2 separate regions of the Homo sapiens genome follow, and region 2 is linked to region 1. The links are chromatin loops, found by intact Hi-C in ENCODE. Cell type or tissue: IMR-90. All regions are shown on one strand. Each heading gives the region's core, and the rest is flanking DNA. Links, peaks and the distances in the headings are about the cores only.

Region 1 (15,358 bases), core at 7,359-15,358:
ACACCAGACATCTTTTTGTTTGTTTGTTTTCTTTTGGAGACAAGATCTCACTTTGTCACCCAGGCTGGAGTGCAGTGCAATTAAATTATATTTAATTCATATTATTAAATATAAATCATTAAATTTATAATATTAAATCTAAATATGTAATTTATATTATTGCTGAGCTAACAATAATATATCATCACTATACGCCACTTTCCATGTCATTAGCTACCTTTTCCAATATAAGAATATGCTACATTTTACTCCATTGAACTATATTTTTTGAAATGCTGTCCCATTCCCTGATTTTTCTGTTATAAACAACATTGCAATGAGCATCCCATTTTTACTTTTACATAACTTCATTTTCTTAGTATAAGTTTCTAATTGGAATTCCTATACTGCAAGTTTTACTTTAACCACATCATTATCAGCCTTATTCATGGGACATGCTACTCTAGTTCTCACTACAAACTTTTACACTCAGTACTTGCTCTGCTCATAAACATTTGCCCAAATACAAATAAAATAATATTTCATTGAGCGCTGACTATATACCAAGCATGGGTCTAAGTACTTTATCTGTATTTAATGGAGTTTTCAAAACAATGCAATGGAATCGGTGTGATTATTAGCTTTGTTTCAATTATGAGGAAACTGAGGCACAGAGAGGGTAAAGTCATCCAAGTTTACACACCAGGAACTAGCTTCAAATCAGAAGTCTAGCCCAGAGACAGGTTTTTGCAGCCACTGCCCTATACTTCCCACAGCTGGCTCCAGCTCATCATTTGGGCTTTGTGTACAATGCTACCTCCTCCTGTCCTTCCCTTGATCATTGTTCCTAAAGCAGTCTATGCTTACCCTGACCTGCCCTGCCCCACTACCCCAAATCTGCTCTCTGACTTTTTCTTTCCCCAAGAGACTGGGTCCTATCATTTACATCTCCCAACTTTTTTTTTGCTGCCTGGTTTCTGGATAGATTCAGCCAACAGAATAAGCATGGGGAGAATTAGAAGGAAATCCTGCTATCTCAGTCTCCCTTTGGAGATAAAAGAACAAAAGGAGACTGAGATAGCAGGATTTCCTTCCAATTCTCCCTGTGCTTTATACTATGTCTCTAGCATAACTGAATCCCTCCAGCTCTTAGAAGAGCTGCCTGTTCTGCCAGCTCTTAGAGATGTTAATGGCTTCCTAATGTTGCTGGTCTCTGGGTGCCTCAGCATCCCTTGTTTGTTCCTGTATCCCAGTTCACATCTCTGTAAGTGGTGCCTTCACTAAAATCTCTTCATTGGAATCATCTGAGATAAACTATGTTTCCTGGCAAGAACCTGACTAATAGAATCAATATATTCTCTTTATTTTCTTCATGCTACTTTTTTATAATCTGAAGTCAACATGTGTATACTGTGTTTCTCTAGCTTCAAGTTTAAAATTCATAAATGGAATTTATGAATTCCATTACTCTGTTTCCTCAGCATGCAATAAATATTTGTCATACTTACTTATCTATGTGTTTATTTATTAAAGGGTCTACATATTAAATTGCCCTCCAGAAAAAAAAAAAAATATATATATATATATATATGTCTGTGTTTCTGTCAAAGAGTGGCCTTAAGTCAAAATATTTTTGTTAGATGCATCCTGAAACAAACAAACAGTCTATAAAATAGACATTGAGTTCCAGGGAGACCAATTCAAAGGTGCCTCTCAAAACACTTACTAATAGCCGCTGATTGAAGGCCATGGCTGGAGCCCAACAATCAGTGTCCTGTATTTTCTCTGATTAAAGTCAACATTTTTCTTTGAAAATTGTTGTTATTTAACAGGCAATCTAGAAATGGAACAAGCAGGCTGGAGGTTAGCACTGGTAAAAAAATTGAATTTTAATTAGAGAACCCACGTTCATCCTCAGGGATTGAATGGCAGTGAATACTAAGGCTTGTCTGGCTGAAGCTTTGGGCAAGAAAAGATCTGAGGAGCAGCAAGACCTCCCGGTAGAAGGGGCTGCATTTTCACCAAGAGGAATTGGAAGATGGGGTGGGCGGGGGAACTGGGGTTTAGCGGAGAGTTTTGATAAGGAGGATGGCTTTGGGAAGAGAAATAAAGACAGAGGGAGAAGACTCAGCACAAGAGTGAGGAAAAGCCATGGAGTCCCCTCCTCGCAAGGGGCCAAGCCCTTGAGGGACTTCCTTTATATGATACACAGCACAGAAAGCCAGCTGGAATGTAACCGCTGACCTTGTGCACTGAGGATCAGTGAGTTAGCCTCTTCACCTGTGGCATCAGAACTGTTTAGTTATGTGAACGAATACAGTCTATTGTTTTAGCCACTTTGAGCTGAATTTTCTGTTACTTATATTGGAAAGGTTCCTAACTGATAATTAATCTGGTACCAGAGATGCGTGAGGCAAGGAGGCCCTAAGAGGTGAGATCGGCTACAATGAGATAGGATGGAGGGTCGTGGGCATGTCTCTTTCCCATGCTGGGACGTTAGTGATCTGCATTACGTGTTTGCAAAACAGCTGGTTAAAATGCCACCTATGCTGTCTTGTGAGTCAGACTATGAAACTAGCTTGATAGATAGGATAGATAGGAAAATAGACTTGATAGGAAAATTTTAGACTATCAGAGTACATTAAGTACTTCTTGTGGTTCCGATAGAAAGAAATGACCTTCGACTGTCAGTGTCTGAAGGCAGAGGGGGATGGCACATAGGTCTCCCTTGTCCAAATGAAGCTTTTTTTTTTTTTGCCTTTAACCAGCAATCCAAACTGTCAAAGACCCCGGTAGTCTTGAGCTGGCATGAAGAAAAAAGCTAAACTCTCTAGTTGTAGCCCAAAGTAACTCCATTCAGGGAACTTCTGAAATACACGTTATTCCTGACACAAAGTTGTTATTCCTGTTATAGAAGGTCATTTATTCACAGACATACAGCCCCGGGGCCAAGTGCAGCTTATTAGTGAGTCCTCATGGGATCATTATTTCTTCTTTTTCAGGGGTAGAAGACAAAGTGTACGTCATTGAAGAGAAACAGGGGAATGAACATTGAAGGCCCATTTCTAGGCCATGCAGAAATTCCCAAACCTAATTTTAGAATCAAGTATTTCACTTTGGTCACTAGCCCAAATTGATGGGACCAAAGAGAATAAAACCCCACTATACATTTGTGGGAGTTTTGACAGAGAAATGTGTGGTAGTATTGACAGAGAAATTCCACGCCAGATTGCTAATAGCCTCTGCTTAACTCAACTTCTAAAGTGTCTGCAGAATGCTAAAAGTGAACTGAGAAGTGGGTTTCTAAAACACCATGGTCCCTTGTAGATCAGCGAGGAAGCACCTTCATTTAAGTGCTCTGGACTGTTTAGTTATGTGATTTTGACTCTGTTAACCTGGAAACTAGCTAAGATGGAATGTGTCAACTGTATGGTTGGTTCACAATGATTTTGAAAAAACAAAACAAAACAAAAAAGGACTCTTGATTGTTAAGTTACATCTGGACTTGGAGTAACAATAAAATAATTATAAATAGTTATTCTAATAGGCATGGCAATTTTTTGGTGTGTTTGGTGATTCTTATAAGGGGCACGTCCCTGTTATGAGAATCCTGCAATCTATGTCCCTGCAGTTCTTATAGGACATACTGGTTCCTATGGATCATGTGGCTTTTAAGTTAGGAAAATCCCTGCACCCTCCAATGTGAATCTCAACCTTTGATCTAAATTGTCACCTATGAAGAGGACAGCCTGTGGGCGGCTATGTGGACCAGTACACAGATTGCTGATGCAAAAGCTTCTGCTGAGAGAAATGCCTGACATTGTCTTACTAAATAGCAGCTGTTCTTATCTGATATCCTTCTGAGTCATTGGTGGCTAATGTGGCCTTCGGGAGTCTTTTGAGTTTGAATACTTAAATAAACCAGTGAAGATGCCCTTGGTGAGCAGAGCATGCTTAGAAAAACAAATTTCCCTGTTGTGTAACTCACATGTAACCATGGGAGACAATGAACAGGAGATCCTCCCAGAAACAAAAAGAGGCAATCAAAGTTTATTTTGTCTGTTTCCAAGTTTAAGACATTTTAAAAGGAAAAAAAAACCAACAATTTTATCTGCACATATGAACAGGACTGCTTGATATTTTATTTTAGACCTGGAGCTTGATGTGATCGATGGGACTCTATGTTATCTCCATTCAGCAGTAGTGTGAGAAGTTGTGAGTGTGTGTGTGTGTGTTTGGTTTTATTCTGTTTTGTTTCTGTTTTTTTAGCATGAGCATTTTAGAAATTCCCCATTCATCTTGGGAAGTAAAATAAATGAGGGTTTTACACAACCAAAATGAAGTAGTATAGTGGGTATGTACTATTTTGAGCCATTCAGCATCAACTGCTCCCTCCTTGATATGGTTTAGCTCTGTGTCCCCACCCAAATCTCATCTTGTAGCTCCCATAATACCCACGTGTTGTGGGAGGGACCCTGTGGGAGATGATTGAATCATGGGGTTGGGTCTTTCTCATGTTGTTCTCATGATAGTGAATGGGTTTCATGAGATCTGATGGTTTTGAAAACGAGAGTTTTTCTGCACAAGCTCTCTCTTTGCCTGCTGCCATCCACGTAAGATGTGACTTGCTCCTCCTTGCCTTCTGCCATGATTGTGAGGCCTCCCCAGCCATGTGGAACTGTGAGTCCAATAAGCCTCTTTCTTTTGTAAATTTCCCATCAGCAGCGTGAAAACGGACTAACACACTCCTGTTGGTAACAGAATCACAATTTTAATTCAGGTATGTACTCTCCTTTGTGTAGCCCATGAGCTTTGGAGGTCGATTCCATTTCTGGTCCCAGGTGTAATCCCTGACTCGCTTAAGCCCATTAGCATGTTTCAGTCTCTTGGGCATAGAGATGGTTTCAGGGGAAGGCATGGACATATGACTAAATTCTAACCCATAACACCTGAGGAGAAATTTTATAAGGGTTTCTAGGAAAGAAATGTCTGTTTGTTTGAAATAAGTGCCAGGAGAGGCATTCTCTTCCTACTAGAAGAAGTCTGGGGTCCCAGAAGATGCTGACAGACATATTATGACCACAAAGAAGTCAGTTCCAAGTGGAACCAAACTACGTGGAAGGCAGAAAGACAGATAAAAGGAAACGGGATGTTGGAGATACAACCGACCTGAGGATCAAGGCTCGCCTAAAATGTGTCCATCCTTTGTTAGGTTACTCAAGACAATACATTCTCCTTACTGTTTAATCCAGCTTGAGTCAAACCTCCACTGCTTGCATCTAAAACATTTCTTAATAATCTGTTTCCTGTTTATACACTAGACTCTTCATCTCATATATGTCATGTTATTTTTTCCCTGACTATGTACTTTAATGATAAAAGCCATAAATCCTTGGACTCTTGGGAGAATGCAAAACAGTTTCCTTGAATTTCCTGTAGATTCTGCCATATGCCATTTTCAGAAATACACTCTTTCCCTTGGTCTTTCCACGCTGTGGCTTCCTCGTGTCCATAGGTATGTGCTGTTGTCATTGCTCTAGCTCATCTTTAACTAAGGTGAAATTTGCCAAGATTCAATACAGAGGTTCAAAGCATCTTCCTATCTTTTTCCAGATCTTTTCTTTCATGAAATCAAATCAAAATAAGTTTTAACAGGACCAGTTTCCTTCCTTATAATTGTTTCATTCAGCCCAGACTATGGCATTAGGCAGTGCCAGTCTTGGGCTTCGGTCTGGTGATCATTCCCAGATTAGAGGGATCTGGTTAGAGAAACCCACTATATACAAGGTAGTAGATTGTTAACATAGGGATCTATTTAAGAAAAAAAAAAACAGTTAATTAAGTTATAGTGGACAAAATAGGAAAGCAGTCCCCAATTTCCCACTCTTGGTTCCTAGGAAGGATGCAGTCTGCTCATACTCTCAGGGTACAGGTGATTAGAGAGAATAAATAACAGCTCTCTTGGCTATGTTTTTGTTTGTTTGTTTGTTTGTTTGTTTGTTTTTTGAGACGGAGTATCGCTCTGTCACCCAGGCTGGAGTGCAATGGCGTGATCTCGGCTCACTGCAACCTCTGCCACCCGGATTCAAGTGATTCTCCTGCCTCAGCCTCCTGAGTAGCTGGGACCATAGGCACCCGCCACCACACCTGGCTAATTTTTTTGTGTTTTTAGTAGCGACGGGGTTTCACCACTTTGGTCAGGCTGGTCCCGAACTCCTGACCGCCCGCCTTGGCCTCCCAAAGTGCTGGGATTGCAGGCGTGAGCCACCGCACCCAGCCTCTTGGCTGTGTTTTAACCATTCTTGGCCCTGACTTTAGATGTCTATTCAAGTGTTGGAACTCAAAACATTATCTGGGCAAGCAGGATAGTTCTCACAGCTTCCCTTCCTGTGACCAGGGCTCAGCTTACTTATACCTATAATAACCCCACGTGCCATGCTGTCACTGTCACCAGAGGTAGGAAGTTACTTTTCATTGGCCCAACTGCTTCTGATTTTCTTAGAGTGTAAAACATTATTGGAAATGAACATATCTCTACATATTTGGGGCAGCAAGGACACATGGAAAGTTCTATGTCTTTTCTTAGAGCAGCATCACAGCCATTGACCGTGTTGCTCATCTTAAGTTTGTTGTACTGACTGTGCTGAGGATTCTCATCAGCTCTCTTTTCCCAGTTTGCGAGACAAGCACAAACTAAATGTTAAGAGCTCCTTTATATAGCTAATTATCAATATACCTGTAAATTTTTGTCTTTCTATGTGTGAGAGGCTTTTTCAGGAGTGTTAATTGGGTATTATTTGCAATCTAAATTTCCAGAGTTGTAATTTTAGATAGATTAGACTAGATATACTGTGTTTGAATATTCACAATCCTTGGATGTTACAACTTCTTCCAAGTGGTTTCCAAACTCAAGCATAAAGGTATTTATTTATATCCCCCAATTTTTCTTCCTAATGGGTACAGAGGTAACTATCCTGTAACTTCCTAAATAAACATAAAAATAAGATTATAATAATAACTCTTAGTCCCAGTTGTTTGTATTCATGTGTAAATATAAAGTATCTACATTATAATTACTTTTAAAATATTTTATTATATTATTATATTTTAATGTGATATGAATTTCTCATTATGAAAATAAACTTTTCTTTCTTTTTTTTAAATTATACTTTAAGTTCTGGGATACATGTGCAGAACATGCAGGTTTGTTACATAGGTATACATGTGCCATGGTGGTTTGCTGCACCCATCAACCCATCATCTAGGTTTTAGGCCCCGCATGCATTAGGTATTTGTCCTAATGCTCTCCCTCCCCTTGCACCCCCACCCCCTGGCAGGCACAGGTATGTGATGTTCCCCTCCCTGTGTCCATGTGTTCTCAATGTTCAACTTCCATTTATAAGTGAGAGCATGTGGTGTTTGGTTTTCTGTTCCTGTGTTAGTTTGCTGAGAATGATGGTTTCCAGCTTCATCCACATCCCTGCAAAGGACAAGAACTCATTCTTTTTTATGGCTGCATAGTATTCCATGGTATATATGTGCCACATTTTCTTTATCAAGCCTATCATTGATGGGCATTTGGGTTGGTTCCAAGGCTTTGCTATTGTAAATAGTGCTGTAATAAACATATGTTTGCATGTGTCTTTATAGTAGAATGATTTATAATCCTTTCGATATATACCCAGTAATGGGATTGCTGGGTCAATGGTATTTCTAGTTCTAGATCCTTGAGGAATCGCCACACTGTCTTTCACAAGGGTTGAACTAATTTACACTCCCACCAACAGTGTAAAAGTGTTCCTATGTCTCCACATCCTCGCCAGCATCTGTTGTTTCCTGACGTTTTAGTGATCACCATTCTAACTGGCGTGAGATGGTATCTCATTGTGGTTTTGATTTGCATTTCTCTAATGACCAGTGTTGATAAGCTTTTTTTCATATGTCTGTTGGCTCCATAAATGTCTTATTTTGAGAAGTGTCTGTTCATATCATTTGCCCACTTTTTGATGGGGTTTTTTTTTTCTTGTAAATTTGTTTATGTTCCTTGTAGATTCTGGATATTAGCCCTTTGTCAGATGGATAGATTGCAAAAGTTTTCTTCCATTCTGTAGGTTGCCTGTTCACTCTGCTGATAGTTTCTTTTGCTGTGCAGAAGCTCTTTAGTTTAATTGGATCCCATTTGTCTGCTTTGGCTTTTGTTGCAATTGCTTTCAGTGTTTTAGTCATGAAGTCTTTGCCCATGCCTATGTCCTGAATGGTATTGCCTAGGTTTTATGCTAGGGTTTTTATGGTTTTAGGTCTTACATGTAAGCCTTTAATCCATCTTGAGATAATTTTGGTATAAGGTGTAAGAAAGGCATCCAGTTTCACTTTTCTGCATATGGCTAGCCAGTTTTCCCAGCACCATTTATGAAATAGAGAGTCCTTTCCCCATTGCTTGCTTTTTTCAGGTTTGTTGAAGTTCAGATGGTTGTAGATGTGTAGGTGTTATTTATGAGGTCTCTGTTCTGTTCCATTTGTCTGTATATCTGTTTTGGTACCAGTACCATGCTGTTTTGGTTACTGTAGACTTGCAGTATAGTTTGAAGTCAGGTAGTGTGATGCCTCCAGCTTTGTTTTTTTGCTTAGGATTGTCTTGGCTATACAGGCTCTTTTTTGGTTCCATATGAAATTTAAAGCAGTTTTTTCTAATTCTGTGAAAAAAGTCAATGGTAGCTTGATGAGAATAGCTTTGAATCTATAAATTACTTTGGGCAGTATGGCCATTTTCACAATATTGATTCTTCCTATCCATGAGCATGGAATTTTTTTCCATTTGGAAAAAAACTTTTCATTTGATTTTTTTAACTTTTATTTTAAGTTCAGGAATACAAATTCAGGTTTGTTACATAGGTAAACTTGTGTTATGGAGGTTTGTTGTGGAGATTATTTCATCACCCACGTATTAAGCCTGGTACCCATTAGTTGTTTTTCCTGATCCTCTTCCTTCTCCCACCCTCCACCCTCTGATAGGCCCCAGTGTGTGTTATTCCCCTCTATGCATTCATGTGTTCTTATCATTTAACTCCCACTTATAAATGAGAACATGTGGTAGTTGGTTTTCTGTTCTTGTGTTACCTTGCTAAGGATAATGGCCTCCAGCTCCATCTATGTTCCCACAAAGGACATGATCTCATTCTTTCTATGGCTAAATAGTATTCCATGGTGTATATATACAACATTTTCTTTATCCAGCCTATCATTGATGGGCATTTAGATTGATTGCCTGTCTTTGCTATTGCGAATAGTGCTGCACTGAACATATGCATGCATGTCTCTTTATAATAGAATGTTTCCACTTAATTTAGAAGTTTTAATCATTTAAAACTACCTTCTCAACTGCTCATACAGTGCTGATGGGAGTGTAAATTGGTACAGCCCACTTTGAAAAACTATTTCACAATATGTTATCAGGCTGGGCATATTCATATCCTGTGATTTAGCATTCCAGTCTTAGTTATATGCCCAACAGAAATACATCTATAGGTTCAGCAAAGATATGTACTAGAATATCCATGCAATGCTATTCCTGATGGTCCCAAACTGGACACTATACAAAAAGAGTGAGAAGGATAAATAAATTATAGTATTTTCTCTTTTTTAAAATTTTATTTTAAGTTTTGGGATACATGTGCAGAGCATGCAGGTTTGTTACGTAGGTAGATGTGTTACATGGTGGTTTGCTGCACCTATCAACCCATCACCTAGGTATTAAGCCCCACATGCCTTAGCTATTTATCCTGATGCTCTCCCTTCCCCTCCCCATCCCCGACAGGCCCTGGTGTGTGATGTTCCCCTCCCTGTGCCCATGTATTCTCCTTGTTCAACTCCCACTTATGAGTGAGAACATGCAGTGTTTGGTTTTCTGTTCCTGTGTTAGTTTGGTAAGGATGATGGCTTCCAGCTTCATCCACGTCCCTGCAAAGGATATGATCTCACTTATTTTTATGGCTGCATAGTATTCCGTAATGCATATTTACCACATTTTCTTTATCCAGTCTATCATTGATGGACATTTGGGTTGATTCCATGTCTTTGCTATTGCGAATAGTGCTGCAACGAACATAAGTGTGCATGCATGTATCTTTATAAAGAAATTATTTATATTCCTTTAGGTATATACCCAGTGATGGGATTGCTGGGTCAAATAGTATTTCTGGTTCTAGATCCTTGAGGAATCACCACAATATCTTCCACAATGGTTGCACTAATTTACATTCCCACCAACAATGTAAAAGCATTCCTATTTGTCCACAGCCTCACGAGCATCTGCTGTTTCTTGACTTTTCAATAATCACCATTCTGACTAATAATAGTATTTTCACACAGTGAAATACTATACTATGATAAGAATGTGTTATCTACAACTACATGGAACAACAGGAAAGATCTCAGAAACATAAAATTGAGTGAAAGAAGCTATACACAGAGAATTGCATATTGTCTAATTCATTTTTTTAACTAAAATATCTGGCAAAATCCACCTCTGCTGTTTGAAGTAGGACAAAAGTTACTCTTAGAATTATGACTGGAAATGCACATGGGGGTGTAGTTTCTGGTGATTCTTTTTCTTCTGATGCAGGTGCTGGTTCCATGGGCTGTGTTCAATTTGTGAAAATGCTTTGAGCTGTAGACTTAGGATATTAGTATTTTTGCTTAAATGAAAACTTCTAAAAAAATTTAAATGATCCTATCTTTTGTGCTTCCTCAGGTTTACTGTCTCTTTCCATCAGTGTTATAGAGGTACTGTTTTTCATATTTGTAGTTGCCTCTTATAAAAATTCATAGTGACATGTATAAAATGAGTTGCATCTGTTAACAGCTATAAAAAAGCAGTGGAAAAATAGTTTGGAAAAGGTCGTTTTTAAAATTTATTTTTGTTTCAGGGAAAAAGCTGTGACAGACTACAAATAGGCCACAATTCTTTTCAGGTGTTTTCATCAAAAAGTGGAGTCTATTGCTCTACCTCTTGAATATGGGCTTGCTTGGGCCAATAGAATGTGAATGCTGAGTATAGATCTTAAGAGGTTTGTCAAGCTTCTCCTCTCTTAGAGCACTTTGATCTCCATATGACAAGGTCAGGACAGCCTGCTGGAGGATAAGAGACCAGGTGGAGGGAAGACCTCACAGGCATGTTCCCAGTGACCTGCTAGTTGACTGCAGGCAGATGAGCAAGCCCAGACATAATCAGTAGACCTGCCCAGCAAATCTACAGACTTCAAACTACAGACTTAAACTTAATAATTTTAAGCTGCTAAGTTTTGGGGTGGTTTGTTTGCAGCAAAATCTAACTAATGAGAGCTCTTTGCAAAGTGTGCTCTGAATATTTTATCAAGCTGGTCCACATGGACATGAATATACATGCTGCATTGTCTCCATCTTCAAAATACATCTAAAATCAGACCATTTCACCCCATTTCCACAACTACTGTTCATCATATCCACCGCTGTGTGTCACCATGATACCATAATGGACTCATAAATATTCTTTCTTCTCCTGCCCTTGCCTTATGCAAGCCTGTTCTTCACCAAAAGCTAGGGTGATCCTTTTAAAGCAAAAAGATCATATCACCCCACTGCTCTAAACCTACCAATGGTTTCCCATCTCATTCAGAGTAAAACCCAATATTTTCTCACAGTGGCTACAGGTTCAACAGTGTCTGGCCTATTCTTGTCTCTCTTATCTTATCTCCTACCCTGCTGTATTAGTCTGTTTTTACACTGCTATAAAGAACTACCTGACACTGGGTAATTCATTTTAAAAAGGCTTAATTGACTCAGTTCCACATGCCTGGGAAGGCCTCAGGAAACTTACCATCGCGGCAAAAAGGTGAAGAAGAAGCAAGGCACGTCTTACATGGCAGCAGGAGAAAGAGAAAGTGAGGAAGGAACTGCCAAACACTTTTAAAACCATCAGATCTTGTGAAAACTCACTCACTATTATAAGAACAGCATGGAGGAAGCTGCTTCCATGATCCAATCACCTCTCACCAGGTCCCTCCCTCGACAAAATGGGGATTACAATCAAGATGAGATTTTGGTGCAGACACAGAGTGAAACCATATTATTACACCCCTGGAGTCTCCCAAATTTCATGTCCTTTTCACATTTCAAAACACAAGTATGCCTTCCCAACAGTACCCCAAAGTCTTAACTCACTCCAGCATTAACTCAAAAGTCCAAGTCCAAAGTCTCATCTGAGACAAGGCAAGTCCCTTCTGCCAATAAGTCTGTAAAATCAACAACAAGTTAGTTATGTCCAAGATACAATGGGAGTACAGGCATTTGGCAAATGCCCCCATTCCCAATGGGAAAAATTGGCCAAAGCAAAGGGCTATAGGCCCCATGCAAGTCTGAATCCTGGCAGGCCACCCATTAAATCTTAAGGCTCCAAAATGATCTCCTTTGACTCTGTGTCTCATGTCCAGGGCATGCTTATGCAACAGGTGGTCTCCCAAGGCCTTGGGCAGCTCTACCCCAGTGGCTCTGCAGGGTACAGCCCTTGTGGCTGCTTTCATGTGTTGCAGGAAGTCAGGGACCCTGAACGGAGGGACCAGCTGGAGCTGTGGCAGAGGAACATAAATTGTGAAGATTTCATGGGCATTTATCAGTTCCCAAATAACACTCTCATAATTTCTTATGCCTGTCTTACTTTAATCTCTTAATCCTATTATCTTTGTAGCTGAGGATGTACATCACCTCAGAACCACTATTGTACAAATTGATTGTAAAACATGTGTGTTTGAACAATAAGAAATCAGTGCACCTTGGAAAAGAAGAGAATAACAGCGGTTTTCAGGGAGCAAGGGAAGACAATCATAAGGTCTGTCTGCTTGCGGGGTCGGGAAAAATAGGGCCATATTTTTCTTCTTGCAGAGAGCCAATAAACAGACGTGCAAGTAGGGAAGATATCGCTAAATTCTTTTCCTAGCAAGGAATATTAATAATTAATACCTTGGGGAAGGAATGCATTCCTGGGGGGAGGTCTACAAATGGCCCCTCTGCGAGTGTCTGTCTTATGTGGTTGAGATAAGGACTGAAATATGCCCTGATGTACTGCAGTACCCTCAGGCTTATTAGGGTGGGGAAAAAACTCTGCCCTGGTAAATTTCTGGTCAGACCAAACTACTCTTGAACCCTGCTTTCTGTTGTTTAAGATGTTTATCAAGACAACATGTGCACTGCTAAATATAGACCCTTATCAGGAGTTCTGCTTTTGCCCTTGTCCTGTTTCCTCAGAAGTGTGTGATCTTTGTTCTCCTTTTTGCCCTTTGAAGCATGTGATCTTTGTGACCTACTCCCTGTTCTTACACCACCTCCCCTTTTGAAATCCTTAATAAAACTTGCTGGTTTTGCAGCTCAGGTGGGCATCACAGTCCTACTGATATATGATGTCACCCCTGGAGGCCCAGCTGTAAAATTCCTCTCTTTGTACTCTTTCTCTTTATTTCTCAGATGGCTGACACTTATGGAAAATAGAAAGAACCTACGTTGAAATATTGGGGGAGGGTTCCCCCAATAGTCATGGGCTGGCATTGAGTGCTGTGGCTTTTCCAGGTGCACAGTGCAAACTGTGGAGCTACTATTCTGGGGGCTGGAGGATGATGGCCCTTTTCTTACAGCTCCACTCCACATTTTCTCTCTGCATTTGCCCTAGTAGAGGTTCTCCATGAGGGTTCCACCTTTACAGCAGACTTTTGCCTGGACATCCAGGCACTTTCATACATCCTCTTAAATCTAGACAGAGGCTCCCAAAGTTCAAATCTTGTCTTCTGCACACCCGCAGGCCCAACACCATGTGGAAACCAGTAAGGCTTAGGCTTACATCCTCTGAAGCAATAGCCTGAACCATAGGTTGGCCCCATTTAGCCATGGCTGGAGTGACTGGGACACAGGGCTCCATGTCCTAAGGCTGCACAGAGTAGTTGGGCCCTGGACCCGGCCCAGGAAACCATTTATCCCTCCTAAGCCTCTGGGCCTGTGATGGGAGGGGCAACTGTGAAAATTTCTGAGATGCCCTGGAGACATTTTTCCCACTGTTTTTGTGATTAAAATTCATCTCCCTGTTACTTATGCAAATTTCTGCAGCAGGCTTATATTTCTCCCCAGAAAATGCCTGTTTCTTTCCTACCATATAGTCAGGCTGCAAATTTTCCAAACTTTTATCCTCTGCTTCTCTTTTGTATGTAAGTTCAGATTTCAGATCATCACTTTATGAAAGCATATGACTATATGCTTTCAGAAAAAGCCAGGTTGCATCTTGAATGCTTTGCTGCTTAGAAATTTCTTCTGCCAGGTACCAGAAAATTATCTCTCCCAAGTTTAAAGTTCCACAGGTCTCTAGAGCAGGGGCAAAATGCTGCCAATCTCTTTGCTAAAGCATAGGAAGAGTGACCTTTGCTCTAGTTCCCAAGAAATTCCTTATCTCCACCTGAGACCACCTCAGCCTGGACTTCATTGTCTGTATCACTATCAGCATTTTGGTCAAAACCATTCAACAAGTCTCTAGAAAGTTCCAAACTTTTCCACATCTTCCTGTGTTTTTCTGAGCCCTCCAAGCTGTTCCAACCTCTGCCCATTACCCAGTTCCAAAGTTGCTTCCACATTTTTAGGTATCTTTATAGCAGTGCCCCACTCCTGGTATGAATTTTCTGTATTAGTTCATTTTCACACAACTATAAAGAACTACCCAAGACTGGGTAATTTACTTTAAAAACGTTTAATTGACTTACAGTTCCACATGGTTGGGGAGGCCTCAGGAAACTTACAATCATGGCAGGAGGCGAAGGGGAAGGAAGGCACATCTAACATGGCGGCAAGAGAGAGAGAGAGAAAGTGGGAGGGGAACTGCCAAACACTTTTAAAACCATCGGATCTTGTGAGAACTCACTCACTATCATGAGAACAGCATGGGGGAACCACCCCCATGATGCAATCACTTCCCACCAGGTTCCCCTTTTGATATGTGGGGATTACAATCAAGATGAGATTTGGGTAGGGAAACAGAGCCAGACCATATCACCTGCTTACCCTTTTCTCACTGCTCTGGCTGCTCAGTCTCTTCAATGTCCCTCAAACATACTACACAAGACTCCATATCTTCCCTTGCTGTTTCTCTACCTGGAATGTTCTTTGCCAAAGTAGCCATATATCTTACTCTCACAGCTTCTCCAGGTTTTTGCTCAAACATTTCTTCCTCACTTGGTGATTCTGTGACCATCTTATTTAAAATTTCTCATCTCCAGCAGCACTTCCTATTATACTTTCATGCTTTCTTCCTCCCCATCCATAGCACTTATTGCCACCCAAATTGGGATGTGTATTTATTTCCCAGGGTTTT
Region 2 (16,291 bases), core at 3,451-11,450, 130 kb after region 1:
GTTAATTATGTTATTCAAATCATGTATATCCTTACTGATTTTTATGCACTTGTTTATTCAGATTACTGAGAAAAATGTACTTAAATCTTCAACTATGCTTGTGGACTTGTCTTTTCTTCTTTTATTATTGTCAACTTTGCTTTATAAATTTTGAAGTTATTAAGGATACAAATTTAAAATTTTTGTATTGCTGTACTGAATTGATCCTTTTATCATTATGAAATTTGTTTTATATCTACAGTAACACTTGCTGACAGTAATGTTTACTTTGCCCATTGTACATAAGCCATACTAGCTTTCTTTTGGTTAATGTTTGCTTGGTGTACCTTTTTCCATCCTTTCACTTTCAATATTTCTCTTCTAAATGAACTCTTTTTCTAATTGGATTTTTAATCCATTTATATTTAGTATAATTATTTATATAGTTGGTATCTTAGTTGTTTTGGGCTGCTGTGACACAAATGTGATAGACTGGTGGTTAAACAACAAACATTTAAAGATAAACCAGCAGATTTAATGTCTGGTGAGGGCTGGCCTCCTAGCTTATAGACAGCTACCTTTCTCACTGTATTTTCACATGGCCAAGAGAGGGAGCTCTAGTCTCGTTCTCGTCTTATAAAGATACTAATCCCATTATGAGTGTTTCACACTCATGACATCATCTACATCTAATTACCTCCCAAAGGCCCACTTCCTAATACCATTCCATTGGGGGTTAGAATTTCAACATACAAATTTTGGAGGGACACAAACATGCAATCTATAAATATTGGGTTTAAGCAAGGTTGCAGTGAGCCGAGGCAGCAGTGAGCCAAGATCGCACCACTGCAATCTAGCCTGGCAACGGTGACACTCCTTCTCCAAAAAAAAAAAAAAAAAAATTGGGTTAAAGTCTACCAATTTGCACAGTTTTCTCTTTGTTCCATTTCTTCTTTGTTATTTTCTCTTTTCTTGATTTCTTTCGAATTCAACACTTTCTATTAATTTTTCTTCAATATTTTGAATTATAATTTTTTAAATTATTTTAATGGTTACTTTAGATATTACAGTTCACCTTATTGATTTATTATGACCTACCTTAAATTATTACTTCTATGTATTCTCAATGCAAAATTTTAAGTTTATCTCCATCTTGCAGCTGTACTATTGTCTGTTTTATTTTTTATATGCTTCTGTATTCCATAAGGCATTTTGTTTATTTAAACAGTCAATATTCATTTATATTTGCCTATGTATTTACTCTTTTCAGTGTTCTCTATTAATTCCTACAGCACTGTACTTCTATGAGGAATAATTTTCATAAAAAATTAGTTTTAGTAGTTATATTCTAGTGGAAAATGCTTTCAGCTTTAGTGTATCTAAAATTACATTGCCTTTATTTTTGAGGAATATTTTTCTTGTGTATAGAATTTTAGGTTGGCAGATTTTTCTTTTTCTTTCATCTTTTAGGAATTCTGTTGTGTTCTTATTTTCATCACTCTTTTGAAAAATTAGCTGTATTTTTTGTTCATTTAAATGAAAAGTATCCTTTATCTCTGGCTGCTTTTCAGATTTTCTCTATGAATTTGGTTTTCAGCAGTTTGAATGTGATGTGTCTCAATGTAGTTTTCTTTCTGTGTATTCTGCTCGGGGAACATAAAGTTTCTTCAGCTTGTGGTTTGATGTTTTTCAAATCATTAATTGATAACATTTTGCTTGTTTTATTATCTCCTTCCTTTCCGTCTGGGACTGTGATTACTCATGTGTCACAACTTTTCACCCTATCTCATAATCCTGTTACACTCTTTCTGTATCTTTTGATCTCTTTGTGTATCATGTTTTCTTTCCTCTTATGTTATGTATGGATACTTTCTACTTACCTTTGCTATACTTCACCAATTCTCTGGTCTTTTGTGTCTAATATGCTATTAAAGCAATCTATTAAGTACCAATTTTAATTATTATTATTTTTCTTTTTTAATTTTTCATTTTACTTTTTTATGAGTTTTATTTCTATGCTGAAATTCCACAGCCTTGTTTCTAATTTCTTAACGTATGAATCACAGTTAAGTTCTCTAAGAACTCAAGTATCTGAACCACTTGTGCCTGTGTTTATTTTCTGTTATTTCTCTTGAGTTATTGGCAACTTATTCTGTTTTTTTAACTGCTTTCCTAATTTTTGATTCAATGCAGAATATTGTGGATGAAAAAATATAAAGGTTTTGATTGATGTTATTTTCTTTCAAGAGGATTTTTTGGGGAAGTGGGCAGATAAAGTACCAGCAGATTACTTTGATGCTATCAAATATTAGTTTTAGGCTTTGTTAGGACTAGCCCATTTAAGGTTTGATCTTTCTCCAAGAACATAGTCTTTAAACCATAAGATATGCTTCTTCATATGTCAGGGATTTTCTTATGTGTCAACTGAAATCATGGAGTGTTTATTAGAATGTTTCTTTTTGTTGGGGCATAAACTCCATTGCTTTTCTCAGAACAATATAACCACTGAAATGACTGCTCAACTGTTTAGCTCTTTGGCCACTATTTCCTACAAGTTTCCTTGAGGTCTCTCCTATTGCATGCATAGCTTAGGAATCAGCCAGTGACATTAGGGGAATTCATATATAAAATTTTAGATTAACTTGTCTGGTTTCTTCATGTCTGAAACTTTGCCCTTTGAGCTCCACCTGGTTTGATAGTCTTGAACCAGTAAGACTGACACTTCCTTTTCAGCCTCAGTAACCCTGCACTGTAAAATGAAAAATGCCCGAAAGTAAAAAGCAATAGCGAATATACAACTCATGTCCTGTGTTTTCTGTTCATCAAGGATTATAGTCCTTTTGTCCTGTTTATGTTGTTTACTTTTCTGAGTCTTCAGTTGGTTTCCTATATTTTGTTGAGCTTTTATTATTGTTTCCAATGGGAGGATTATTCCAAAGATATGAGGGAATTTCAAGAAGTTTGTGGGAATAATGGAATTAAAAATTTTTTGAAAAATAAATGTTGCCTCAACATAAGCCCCTTCAAGTTCAAGACACTTTTGTAAGCAGTGATAACAGCAATTTAGTCCATCACTAAGAAACTGAAGGTCCTAGGAATTTAGCCATGTAGATACAGTATTTTTACATTATTAACCAAACAAAAATGGGTGCCCTTCTCCCAGCACTTTGGGAGGCCGAGGCGGGCGGATCACAAGGTCAGGAAATCGAGACCATCCTGGCTAACATGGTGAAACCCTGTCTCTACTAAAAATACAAAAAATAAAATAAAATAAAATAACTGGGTGTGGTGGCGGGTGCCTGTAGTCCCAGCTACTCGGGAGGCTGAGGCAGGAGAATGGCGTGAACCTGGGAGGCGGAACTTGCAGTGAGCCGAGATCGAGCCACTGCACTCCAGCCTGGGCAACAGAGCGAGACTCCGTCTCAAAAAAAAAAGAAAAATGGGTGCCCTTCACAGATTTTTTGAGATTAGGAAACGAAGTCAGAAGGAGCCAAATCAGGACTCTAAGGTGGATGCCTAATGATTCCCCATTGAAACTCAAAATTGCCCTTAGTTGATGAGAGGAATGGGCAAAGTCATTGCCATCGTGGAGGAGGACTGTCTGGTGAAGCTTTCCTGGGTGTTTTCCTGCTAAAGCTATGGCTGACTTTCTCAGAGCACTACAGTAATAAGCAAATGTTATCATTCTTTGGTCTTCCAGAAAGTCAACAAGCAAAACACCTTGAGCATCTCAAAAAACTGTCACCATGGCCTTTGCTTTTGACCCATCTGCTTTTGCTTTGACTGGACCACTTCTGCCTCTTGGTAGCCATTGCTTTGATTCTGCTTTGTCTTCAGGATCATACTGGTAAAGCCATGTTTCCTCTCCTGTTACAGTTCTTTGAGGATATGCTTCAGAATCTTGATCTCACTTGTTTAAAATCTCCATTGAAAGTTCTTCTCTTTTCTGCAGCTGATCTTGATGCATCCCATCAAGTGGAGAGTTTGCTCAACTTTCATTTTTCAGTCAGAATTGTGTAAGCTGAACCAATTGAGATGTCTTTGGTGTCTTCTCTTCTTTAATTCACTACAGATATTTAGATGAGTATTTCTTTTTATCATTTTAGGATTTGTTAGACTCCCTGGATCTGAGGATTGGTGTCTTTCAAGATCTCTGGAAAATTCAATCATTTCTTTCAATAATAACTCTCCCACAATCTTTCTATTATATCTATTTGAACCTCAGATCAGATGTGTCTTAGGTCTTCTCACTATATGCTCTATATCGTCTATCCTTTTTCATATTTTCCATCATTTTTTCGATTTTAGACTGAATTATGAATAATTTCCTCTACTCCAGATCCAGTTCAGTAATTCTTTCTTCAACTTTGTTTAATCTTCTATTTAGTCTCTTCAATAAATTTCTATTTTGAACTATTTTATTTCAATTATTTTTTAATTTCTAGTTTTGATTCTTTTTTATAAATACAATTATTTTCTGTTCAAGTTTCTAGTTTCTATTTTATTTTTCAAATGTACAAAACATGGCTATTCTATGTTCTGTGACTAGTAATTCTGATATCTAAATTTTGCCTGTTTCTGATTCTCTTGTTTGTAATGGCTGTCTTTCATTGTGCTTTATTTCCTGAGTGTTATGTGGTTTTAAAAATTATTAATGTGAGCTTCTCCTTTCATGTGAATTTTTGTCCTAGAAATTATTTCTAGATACATTAAAGTTAAATTTCTCTAGAAAAGATATGCATGTGCATCTTCCAATTGAATACATTAGCAAATTGGGACCACCTCAAATTATTTGCTTAGGGTTTTTGAATTCACAGATGTAGCATGAATTAATATTGCAAACCTATATGGAAAACTGGTTTGTGATTATTCATTCTCATTGATCTTTTTCCCCTTCATCTTTCAGCAGGGTCAAGACAAGCAAATTGCATTGATTTCTTCTGTGACATGAATTTACTTCCTATTTACCTTTACCCTGTTGGAATACCCCTTTGGTGTGTGAGCTTTGTGCTGGGATGTCATTTTTAATTATATTCTTTTTGTGAGCTTGGTCTTAATATCCTAGGCTGGAAACCCCATAGAGTCACTCCCCATACATTCTCCAGGGTTTTGTGGAAGCATTGTGGTGAGAGCCAGCTTTCATGCTTGCTTCCTTCAATGTTTCCTGCTTTTAGTTTGTTTCTGGCTTTGTGTACTCTCTACTTTCCTATCATTTCATTGATGAATTTATAATATTTTGTGTATATATGTTGTTTGCATCAGTAGTATGTTTTGGGACATTTATCTACATTCCTAGAACTAAAACATTATTTTTAACACCTTATTAAAGTTAGATATTTGCATGTGTGATTATATATCAGTATATCATAAATGTACAGCTTGATACATTTTTACAAACTGAACACAACCTTGGGCCAGCACCTAAATTAATTAAGAGAACATTACCAGTAACCCAGAAGTCGCCTTTGTGTTCCTCTCTAGTCACTACCTGGCCCAAGAGTAAATATTATTCTAAGTCTTAATATCAAATATTAGTTTCACCTGTTTTTATATTTATGTAAATATAACAATATAGTATGTACTCTCTTGTTTCTGGCTTAGTTCACTACAGTATGTTGGTGAGATTCAGCTATATTGTGAAAAATGCAAATCATTCATTCTCATTGCTGTACCATATTTCATTGTGAATATGCCACAATTTATTTAAACATTCTACTGTTGATGGTACCCAGCTGATAGAGAGCAGGGTGGATTAGAGCTGAGAAAGCAGGGAGGATAGGATTTGAGTAGTTTCCAGTTTTAGACTACCTTGGATGGTGACACTTTGAGGATTCCAGTACGTGTCCTTCAGTGAAAATGTGTATATTGGGTACACACCTAAAAGTGGTATTACTGAATAATAGTCTTATTTTGCGTTGCAAAATAATACTTGTAACATTTTCAAAATCCAAAGTGTCTAAAGAAAAAAATTACTGCTCAACCCTCCCCCACTTCCTGAAGTAGCCAAATTTGTCCTTATGTTTTCTGTGCTTAAACATAAACACGCAATTATAGAATTTTTTCCCTGCAAAAAGTAGGATCATACTTTTATTGCTGAAAATATACATTAAGACAATTTCTCAAGGTATGAATTGAGCTCATTTTAAAGAATTGCGTAATATTTTTGATATGGATTTTTAATTGTTCATTTATTCACATGTTTCAGAATATTTACCAAACTTAGTATCTCAAAAGTTATTTGAATACTTTCAGGATTTCATAGCAGTCTTCGTTACTCAGAGCTACTCCAGGCAGAACATTAGAAAGGAAAACAAACTCAAGGGGAAGTAGAAATAAGAAAGGATCCAGCATTTAAAATTTAGCTTATAATGTGGTGTCTGAGACTGAGAAAGAGGAGATAGAACCAGCTCAAAATTTGAGGAAGCAGCCAGACAGGGTGGCTTATGCCTGTAATCCCAGTACTTTGGGAGCGGAAGCAGGAGGATCACTTGAGCCCAGGACTTCAAGACCAGTCTGGGCAACAAAGTGAGACCCCATCTCTACAGAAAAAAAAAAAAAAAAAAATACAAAAACTCCCTGGGCATGATGGCGCGCACATCTGTAGTCCCAGCTACTGGGGAGGCTGAGGTGGGCGGATCGATTGAGCCCAGGAGTTCGAGGTTGCAGTGAGCCTCGCTCCACTGCACTCCAGCACAAGACCCTGTCTCAAAAAAAAAAAAAAAAAAAAAAAGGTAAAATTTGAGGAAGCATTAAAAGAGCATGAAGGAAGGAGAAAACTTACTTACAGCACAGGAGGTGTGTAATTTCATCCATTTTCTGCTTTAGGCTGCTGTTTGTTTTTTTGAGGAATGATCCTAAGGATTTTCTTTCTTACCCCATTTCATCCATCCATCCAGTGGACATTACAGAGCACCTGTTTGTGACCTAGTTGAAGTGGGGAATAGAAAGAATAAAATAGAGTTCTTAACCTATGCTTCCTGTAGTTGGAGCAGTTGAAATGAAACCCTTAATTTATATGGGATGTCGTACCCTGTCCCTTTCACCACTGAAGCCACCTTCCCCTGGAAGGTCCACTCTGGACACTACACTTTTGTAGTAAGGGAGAAAGCTTTGTGATGGTCTCTTCCAGAGAACAGTTTGGTCCCAGGACAACCCTTCCTTAGGTACCCAGCAAACAGGGGCCAGGGCAGTGAGGGGTGAGGAATCTGGAGACAGGACAGGGGCCATGCAAATCTCCCTGGGGCCCTGGGGACCAGCCATAAAAAGAGATGAGTGGTTCCTCCAGGTTTTACAGTTGAGCTCTCCAGGTTAGATGAGTAGATGCGAGTGCAGGACCTGGTCAGGCATAAAGCCAGTTCCTGCTCCATGGTCAAGTCTCGTGTTCCACTCAAATAACATGGATCAGAACTAGCAACAAAGTTCTCCACAGGGAGAAATCATATTTGTAGAGAAGCCGCTGCCAGCTGCTTGGGTGAGGATATTTTATGTAGTTTTTTAGTTGATTAAATTTATTTTTATTACAAAATAATGCGTGTGACTATTGAAACGCTAATGAGGTGTATCAAGAAAAAAATAACAAGTAATCCACTTTCCTGTCTGAAGTAACTGGTTCTAATAGTTTATCTTCCATACAATTTCTGTGTTTATATAAGTACATATGAACAGTTTTGAAGTTTTTTTTACACAAAATGGAACGTTTTTTACTATGTTAGATGTTTATTTTAAAAATAATATATAAATATATAGATAGAGGCAATATATAAGTAGATTTATATAAGTAGATTTAACCCATCCTTGGAAATAGTTGTATATTATTTTACACAGAGATCATCATTATTTATCCATCGCTCCCTTGTTAATGAACAGTCTCAACGATTTACTTTGAAACAAATCGTCCTGCTGCACTCTGAGGGCGGGCGTCTGGGTCTCCATCCCGGATCTGGGGCGGCATCTTGGGGTAGAAACTGACACAAAGCCGGGCCTCTGCGGTCCGGGGGCGGCGGCCAAGCTCCGCCTCCACCCGCGGCAGCCAATCAGCTCCCGGGGACGCCCCAACCCCCAACCGTCTGCACTGCAGCCCACCTCCCCCCACACGCCTCCTCCTAGCCACTTCACTACCAATTTGCAAATTCCCAAGGCGTCTGCCCCAGCGCCTTCCCACATCTCTGTGGAAGACTCCCCACTCCAAAGTAGCCTGGTGTGGAAATTGCTGGACGAAAGGGTGAGTCTCGTCCAAAGCTGGTTTCGGGGACCAGACCAGGCCCGGGCACACGGACCAATTCAGGGGCGGCTCCCGATGCAGTCCGCTGAGGTGCGGGTGGGAGAAGGAGGCACTGGGTCGGGGTCCTTGGGGAGCGCGGCCGAGGGGGGCGCACGCGGGGCTGCCAAAGTGGTCGCGTTTTTGGCCTGGGACCCCCTTGGGTTTTGGGTCCAGGGAGGTAGATGTCTTTCAAAAAGGGTTGCCTGCGCTTTCTCCATTGCTGTTTCTATTTCAGCTTCTTTCTACCAGTCTCTTATTTCTTTCATACTGCATTTCTTCTCCAGGAACATAACCAGCAACATATTTTATTTTATTATGAAATATATTTCAAAGCTACGCGCAGGAGATAATATGACAGATTTATTATATGCTGACATTTTATCACCTTTGCTTCAGCGCTCCCTCTCTTCCTCCACCCCCCTTTCTTTCTAAGAAATAAAACACTTAAAAACCCCTTCCCCCCACCAAATCTCATGCCCCCATCCTGAGAGGTAAGTTAGCTTGCATCCCTTACCTTGTATATTTTGTCCTTTATTATTAATGTTTATTTTTAGGTATGCGTTTTTGTTCTGAATTTAAAATTTTTGCACGAGATTCAGTATTACAGGGTTTTAACTTGCGGTGCTGTTAGTCCTGACATTGCAGACCCGGAAGGGACTTAGTGAGTGCCAGTCACTAGCCCGCTTCATTTAGCTGAAAAATCTGAACACTGGAGAAGATAAAAGATGTGCTCACTGTCTCTCAGGTGGGCCTTGACTTGGCAGAATCTTGAATTCAGGTTCTCTTGATTTCTCTCCCTGCCATTTCCTTTACATAAAACCTGCCGCGGAGCTCACCTATCTACATGGCCTTCTGACTTGTTCCTAATGATCCAATTTGGAGAAAGGGAGTTGAAGGGAGATGGGGAAAGGGAGTATGGCTTGGGTTGGGACTCAAACCCCAGTTAGGATTAAAAGGTATGCATTTTCCTGAAATATGAAATATTGAATTTTAGGATGATTTGAATATTTATTTATGAGGCACTCATCCAGTCTTACCGTATACCAGACATTGATTCAAGAACTTTACAAGCATAAACTCACCTAACTTAAGCCTTATAATAAGGCTTAGTATAGGTATTACTTTTCTCATCCCCGTTGTATAGGTAATAACACTGAGGCACAGAGGAATTAGGTAACTTCCCCAAAGTCACACCGTTGGTAAAGTGTAGCTCTGGGATTTGAATCCAGTCCACTTAGTCTGGGTCCCTGTCACCACCCTGCATTTCCCATGCTGGAGCCAGCACCTGTGAGAAAGGTGAAGTGGCCACATACACAAGAGAGAGGAGCAGCTCTCAGCTGATATCATAAAGGAAAGAAATGGGGAGCGGGCACGATGGTGGCTCACGCCTGTAATCCCAACACTTTGGGAGGCCGAGGCGGGCGGATCACTTGAGGTCAGTGATTTGAGATCAGCCTGGCCAACATGGTGAAATCCCGTCTCTACAAAAATAAAAAAATTAGCCAGGCGTGATGGCGGGCGCCTGTAATCCCAGCTATTTGGGAGGCTGAGGCAGGAGAATCTCTTGAACTCGGGAGGCGGAGGTTGCAGTGAGCCGAGATCGCGCCATTGCACTGCAGCCTGGGCGACAGAGCGAGACTCCGTCTCAAAAAAAAAAAAAAAAAAAAAAAGAAAAAGGAAAGAAAGAAATGCGATTTGAACTGTACACCGAAAAATACATTTTGGTTAACTATTGTTTGAACTGTATATTATTTTTAATTTACAAAAGTAAGACACGTAACTGCAAACAGTGCAGAGTTATATAAAAAGTTGCACCTCTCCTATTTCTCAAGTTAAACAATATTAATGGGTAGAAATGTAGCCTTCCCTTCTCCCCACCATAATACAAATATATACGGGGTTTGTTTTTCCTATAAAAACAAAAGCATATTCAACAATTTCTACAATTTGTATTTTCCCCTTGGCAATATATCACGGTATATTCACCGACTAAATGGAGATTCAAGCTCTTCCTAAGAACTGAATAATACTAAGCAGAATGTTTGTCCCACAATTTGCTCAGCCTTTCCCTTACTAATGTAGAGTCAGAGAAGTTTGTATCTTTAATGAAACAGCCGTCCACACTGCCAGGATGGGGTCTCCAGGCGTCCCTAAGCCACAGCAATGCCAAGCCACCAGGGCCGGCGACACAAAGAAGCGCTGTCCCCCGCCAAGCGCCGCCCCCTGGAGCTCCCACTCCAGCCTGGGAGGAAGTGGGGAGGAGGGGACTCCCGTGGAAACCCCTCCTCTCCTCCAGCTCCAGCCTCCTCCCCGCTCCCAAATCCCGGCTCGGTCGCCCAGTCACTGGTACAGGGAAGCCTCTTCCCTGTGCATTCCTCTCTGCGCCAGGCTCTGCCCGCTCCCACCTGCCCCCGTGGAAATCGCAGGGTGACCTGGTGAGTGGCCCTCTCCAAAAGCCTGGCAGGCTGGAGAAGGGGCCAGCAACGGTGGACTCGGCCTGGGTGCTGCGGGGGGGAGGGCAGGGCGGGAGGCCGGGGCGGGGGTGCGGGGCGCGATGGGTGCGCCGTGGGTCTGGGTGTGCCGAAATCAGAAATCATCGGGGACAGAGAATCCCCTTTGTGTCCGTATTTCTGCTGGTGATTTTCCTCTGCGCTTGGGTCCCGCATCCCCCTGCCGCATTGCTCCTCCTCTCCAGGTTCTGACATCTGATGTTTGTGTGTGCTTGCTTTGTGTGGTTGAGTTACCTGAGGGCCTGACCTAGAGAACCGCGTCTAATCCGCTGCTTTGTCGGATGAGAAGGCCCGGGGCTTGAGCAGGGTCGCGGGTAGCTGGTGACAGAGCATTACTTGTGGCCTACTGTCCTACTGCCCTTTGATCTTTGTGAACACTGGCTTTGGGACTGAGCTCTATCTCCCACTGGCACTGGCCCCTGGAGACTTGAGTGAGCGTTCGTGTGTGTGTGTGTGTGTGTGTGTGTTTACGCGCATGGAGGAGCTCCCCTCCTCCCTGCCGGCTGCCCCCCACTCCCCAGCCCCCTCCCTTCTCAGACGTCACCGTTGTGCTCTTTGCAGACTGGCTTTGGGCCTGGGAGGAAAGAAGAGAGTGGAGCCCCGCCAGACTCCAAGCTGAGTGCTGACAGCCTCTGGGAGTTTAGAACATCCCTTCTCACACACTGTGCATTTGATAGAATACTCCCTGAGGCACGCAGATCAACAGCTGGGGGGTAGGCAGCGCCCACATTTAAAAAGGTAATAATACCCAGGTCTTCTCACTCCTGGGCTTGTGCTCCTCAATTATGTCATCCTCTTGAGTGACCTAGGAGAGAAGTGAGAGAATAGGAGTAAGAGAAAGACAGAGCCTCTGGGGAACTTGAGAATTAAGAAGGCAGTTCGGTAAGGTAGAAATAGAGGACTAGAAGAAGCAAAGACTCCAACCCTGCTTACTCCTATGGGGATGGTAGAGGGGCTGAATGGGGAGGATCACAGGAGGGGCTTCAAAGATGGTGGTAAAGGTCTATTTTTTAAGCTGAATGGTAGGTATATGGGAGTTTGTTTAATTTTTCAGATTGTTTTATTATTACCATCTATATCCCTCCACATGTATTCCATATTCTTACAGGTGTATGAATTAAACAATCTTAAGTGAAAAATAAGACTGAGCTGGGAATGTCTAGGACAGAATTCAAAAAAGGGGTTGAACTAGCCCGATGTCTTGGAAAAGACACTGGATATAGAAAGGAAAAGAAACAGAAGGTTCATGAGAAAAAAACAGCATGAAGGAGAGAAGACCTATGGAATTGAATGTGTGTAATATAAACCAGTTTTCGAGGTCAGGCTAGCTAGTTGCTGAAAAAATGATCCTGGGTTTACCCTTATACCCTCATCTGTCATTTAATCATCCAGACATGGAATGTCTATTCATCCAAAGAATAAAATGTATACTCTGGCCTCAGACACTTACTCTAGTTTCAGGATTTGAAATCACACTACCATACGGGATATGGGTGGTGCAGCATCCAGCATGGCCCTCCATCCACCTGCCCTTCCACGCATCTCTCAAAGGGAAAACCAGGTTTACGAGCCATGGCGCTGCTCTGTGGTGGGAGTGGAAGCTCTGCTCTCTCCCTGAGTTACAGGTTGTGCCTTCAATACTTTCTGCTTTGGAGTTGGCTTTGGTTCCAGCAAGCTAAAAGGGGCCAGAGGTGGGCCCAGGAGAAAGAAAGCAGGAAGCATGGGAGGGGTTAGGGAGAGAAATGAAAGGACATTTCCCCCAGGTTTTATTCATTTGAGCTCACCAAGCTTGGAGGACAAACATGGATTCGGGCATAGAGAGGGAGCATTTGGTTCAAAAGTCAAGTGATGGAGTCACTGATAGCTGGTTAAAGTGGGGACACAACCAGCTGCAGAGTTCAAGGGACCCCCATAGAGGAGGAAATCAAATTTATAGATGGGCAGATGCACAACCTGATCAGAGATGGAGGAAGACCTTTTAGGTCCAGTGAGCCAGGATCAGTTGATCAGTCTACCTCATCATGTAAAAACTGTACCTAATCTTTTAATGTGTGTTTACATGCTTAACTGAATTTGTATTAACTCGGTGTTGTTTCTCATTGTAGTAGCAATACATACAACAATTCAAAGGATGCAGATTTGTATAAAGACAGAGAAAATGGTTCACCTCTTTCCTTCCTAATGTAATCAATGTGATTATGTTGAAATGTGGCCTCCATAGATTTTCAATGCATATAAAAGCCTGGTATGTAACAGGTACTTATGTATTCCTGGTGCTTAAGAGTATGGACTCCAGCACTGGGTTTCCTGGATTTGAATCCTAGATCCACCACCACTTAGCACCTGTGTGATTTTGAGCAAATAATTAATTCTCTGGGCATTATGATTTTGGAGTTTTTGTTTTGCCCATCCATAAAATGGGGATAGTGATAGTAAATATCTCATAGGTTTATTGTCAGCATTAAATAAGTTACAGAAATCACGTGTAGTAATGCCAGGAACCTGGTAAGCATTGTGTTGTTACTACTACTAATAATAATTACTACCACTACTAATTACAACTATTACTATTATCTTTGCCCATACAAAAATGACTTCATGTTCTGCATATCATAGTGACTTGAAATTTTCACTTGAAATGTATCTAGGACATTCTTCTAGGTGGATGTAAAATATATTCAACTCATCCTTGAACTAGCTCAGAAAACAACTAGTGAGACAGATATGTGAGGTCCCTGTTCTGCTTGTACTCGTGCCAGCGTTAGAGGCAGCAGAGGCTGAGGGAGAAGGGTTCTGATGGGCAACTCTTTAGTGGGTGTGTGTGGATAGATGGCTGGGGACAGTGCTACAGGGTCTTATGCTGGGTACAATGGGGTATCTGGGGGCTATGTGGAAGTTGGATAGGTGTGGGTTTGGGTTAGAGATCCTGCACCCACAAGAATCAAAAATGGTTCTAGGAAACATTCTTTGTCATTAGTCTATCTGTCTGTACTTCTAGGTTTTCATTTATCTCCCTTTGTAATTTTGTGTGGCAGTAAGCATCCTGTACGTATATCTTTGATACTGCCCTTCTTAGTTCTGTAAGAACGGTTATTAGAAGAAAGGTTGTTGGGTCTAAAGATAGGCACACCTTTGAAGCCAAGTAGGCACCATAAAATTGTTTTTGAAAAAGAGCGCAGACATTCTCCGTCATTCCTGCCGATTGTGATGGTCTTTTAAGTATTAAACATTATTAGCCTTTCAAATATTAAACTTTACTAGCCACCTTTGTCTTCTTCATCTTCATCTCCTTCCCCTTCTTCTCCTCCTCCACTTTCTCCTAGAAAGAAGTATCATCTTTTTTAACAATATTATGAGCAACACATGATATATTTTCCATTACTTGACTACTAGTGAGATTGAGCATTTTTTCCACACAAGTGGCCATTTATATTTTCTTTTCTGTGCCATATCTTCTCTTAGAAGGACAGGATTTCCGTAGATAGAAAGATTTGGGAGAGGGAACAGAATGGAAAGAGATTAGGAAGATAATCTAAAATGAAAACAGGGCATGTCCAAGGGCGCCTGGCAGACGGGATGCTGCAGGGAGAAAGGCAGCAGGAGAAAAGGCAGGAAAAGCCAGGGAGCAGCCAGCTCTGCAGGCAGTCCACACCAGGAGGCAGTAGATGGTCCCCAGAGACCAAGGTGGAGCTTTGAGATTAAATAACATGATTAGAGTGGTTTTAGAAAAGTAAAGGTGGGAAGAGGTCTTGGTAACTTAGAAATTGGGTCGGTTGAGTCCAGGCATGAATTACTAAGGACCTAAACTAGGTTAATGGCAGTGTGATTGGAAACCATGAACAAGGACATTAATAGGACTTGTGACCAGCTGGATATGGCAGCAGCAGGGAGAAGAGACATACTGTGACACTGTGCACTTTGCTATCCTGATTATTTGTGGGCATCAGGAGGAGCAGGGAAGAGACAAGCTTCTTGCTTACCAAATGTTCATATCAGTATCTTCTCAATAGTCCCCTGAGGTAGGTAGGTCATTAATGCTTCTGTTTAACTACTAGAAACGTTGAGCTTATGTAATTTGCCTTAAAAGAGCTCACTTAGAGGGAAATTAATAAATTCAAGACTTTTTTAGTTTAGAGACTGGCTATAAATGGCCAGTATGGTCTTGAACTTGTTACCTCAAGACTGGGGCTATTTTATCCTGGCTTGTGGAAGGCCCACAGCCTGTGTGAAGGGCTTTCTCAAGGGTACACAGAGATATATGAGAAATGAATGTAATAGTAATTAGCATTAGTGTTAGTGTTAGTATTAGTATGGTACCAAAATATGAAAACTATTAAATCAGAATCAATACATGCTCAATTCAGTGCTTGTAAAATCTATGTTAGGTTAAATTGTTTTTCCACTGCAAGAATTCTCTATTATTCACATGCTTAAATTAAATGGTTTATTCTTAACCAAATAATTATAAACATATACGTTTATGCATATAAATAATACTTATGAAAAGGCATTTAACCTATGTTATTTCCCTTAATCCTCAGGACAAGCGTATATGGCAGATATTATTATTCCTATTTAATTAATAATGAAACTAAATCTGAGATGTGTTGTCCGCGTCTCACAATTGTTAAGCAACAGAGCTGAAATTCAAACTCAGACTGCCATAACTCCAGAGCCCAAGTTTATAATCAGGTTGCGTATTATGTTGGGAGTGAGCATATTATCTGACAAGGGAGATAGACAAGTAGTAAGGGCCAGTGATTAAATTGTAAGGGCTGTCTGCATATTCCAAGAGGAGGTCAGAAAAGGACAGAAAGTAAGTGGTTCTAGAGGTTGGATATAAAGAGGTTACCTCGGGCCGCACTGACAGAGGTGGTTCAGCCTCATGGACTGAAGAGCAGTGATGTCCTGTGCTGCTGAGTGGTCACTGAGGATGAGACAACCTGCATGACCTGACCATGAAAACACATCTGTCCTTGGAGGAAGTGTTTCAGTACAGTGCTCATAGCAGAGGTCAGACTATAGAGCATCATTAGTGGGGATCTCATTGTGAAGAAGCCGAGGATATTTGTGAATTCACCTCCACACTTTTGTCAGCTGCATCCCAGGTGCAATTAGGATGCTGCAGTAATTGCATATCTTGTTACCTTCTGCTCCTGGTTATGTGAGACTTGCATTTAAACCACAGAGGACTTCCACTTTCCTCTTACCTAGCCTGTGGCTTTGACCAAAGAACCTTTTCTGAAAGCCCAGGCATTTCAGATGGAAGTTCTGAGTTCTCCAAGCTGGGATTAATCTGATTAGTGTGGGAGCCAAGAGGGATGGAATGGGCTGGGAGCACAACATGCCGCACCACTGTATGAATTCCCAGCAGCTGCTGTAGCAAATGACCACAAATGGGGTGGCTTAAAATAACAGGAAGACATCATCTCACAGTTCTGAAGGCTTAGAAGTTTGAAGTCCAGGTGTCAGCAATGTGGCGATTCTGAGGCAGAATCTGTTCCCGGCCTCTCACTTAGCTCCTGGTGTTTGCCAGCAATTC

The links. Hi-C counts contacts between places; a loop is a spot of excess contacts. Peaks named below come from ENCODE experiments on the same cell type or tissue, not always from the same donor. Only the 100,000 strongest peaks of a DNase experiment are listed, where the experiment ranks them.
Region 2: a loop joins it to region 1, with 2.4 times the contacts of the local background. A loop is called at or near these places in 8 of 110 quality-filtered maps.

What each region holds. Positions count from the first base shown.
Region 1 is chr7:144,008,157-144,023,514 of GRCh38, reverse strand. OR6B1 (olfactory receptor family 6 subfamily B member 1) reads right to left here. Exons shown (of 2, transcript NM_001005281.3): 2 at 14,722-15,358. Among named protein-coding and RNA genes, the nearest start is that of OR6B1, 16 kb to the right of the region's middle. In IMR-90, for the core only: a CTCF peak has its summit at 11,472; no DNase peak of the experiment used is centred there.
Region 2 is chr7:143,877,119-143,893,409 of GRCh38, reverse strand. The region is part of intron 1 of TCAF1 (TRPM8 channel associated factor 1); the gene reads left to right. It overlaps LOC105375549 (a long non-coding RNA gene), which reads right to left and starts at 7,959. Exons shown (of 3, transcript XR_007060574.1): 1 at 7,860-7,959; 2 at 6,765-6,903. RefSeq lists enhancers at 8,145-8,204, 8,235-8,284. In IMR-90, for the core only: no CTCF peak of the experiment used is centred there; DNase peaks (open chromatin) are centred at 7,999 and 11,279; H3K4me3 peaks cover 2,502 bases; H3K27ac peaks cover 1,678 bases.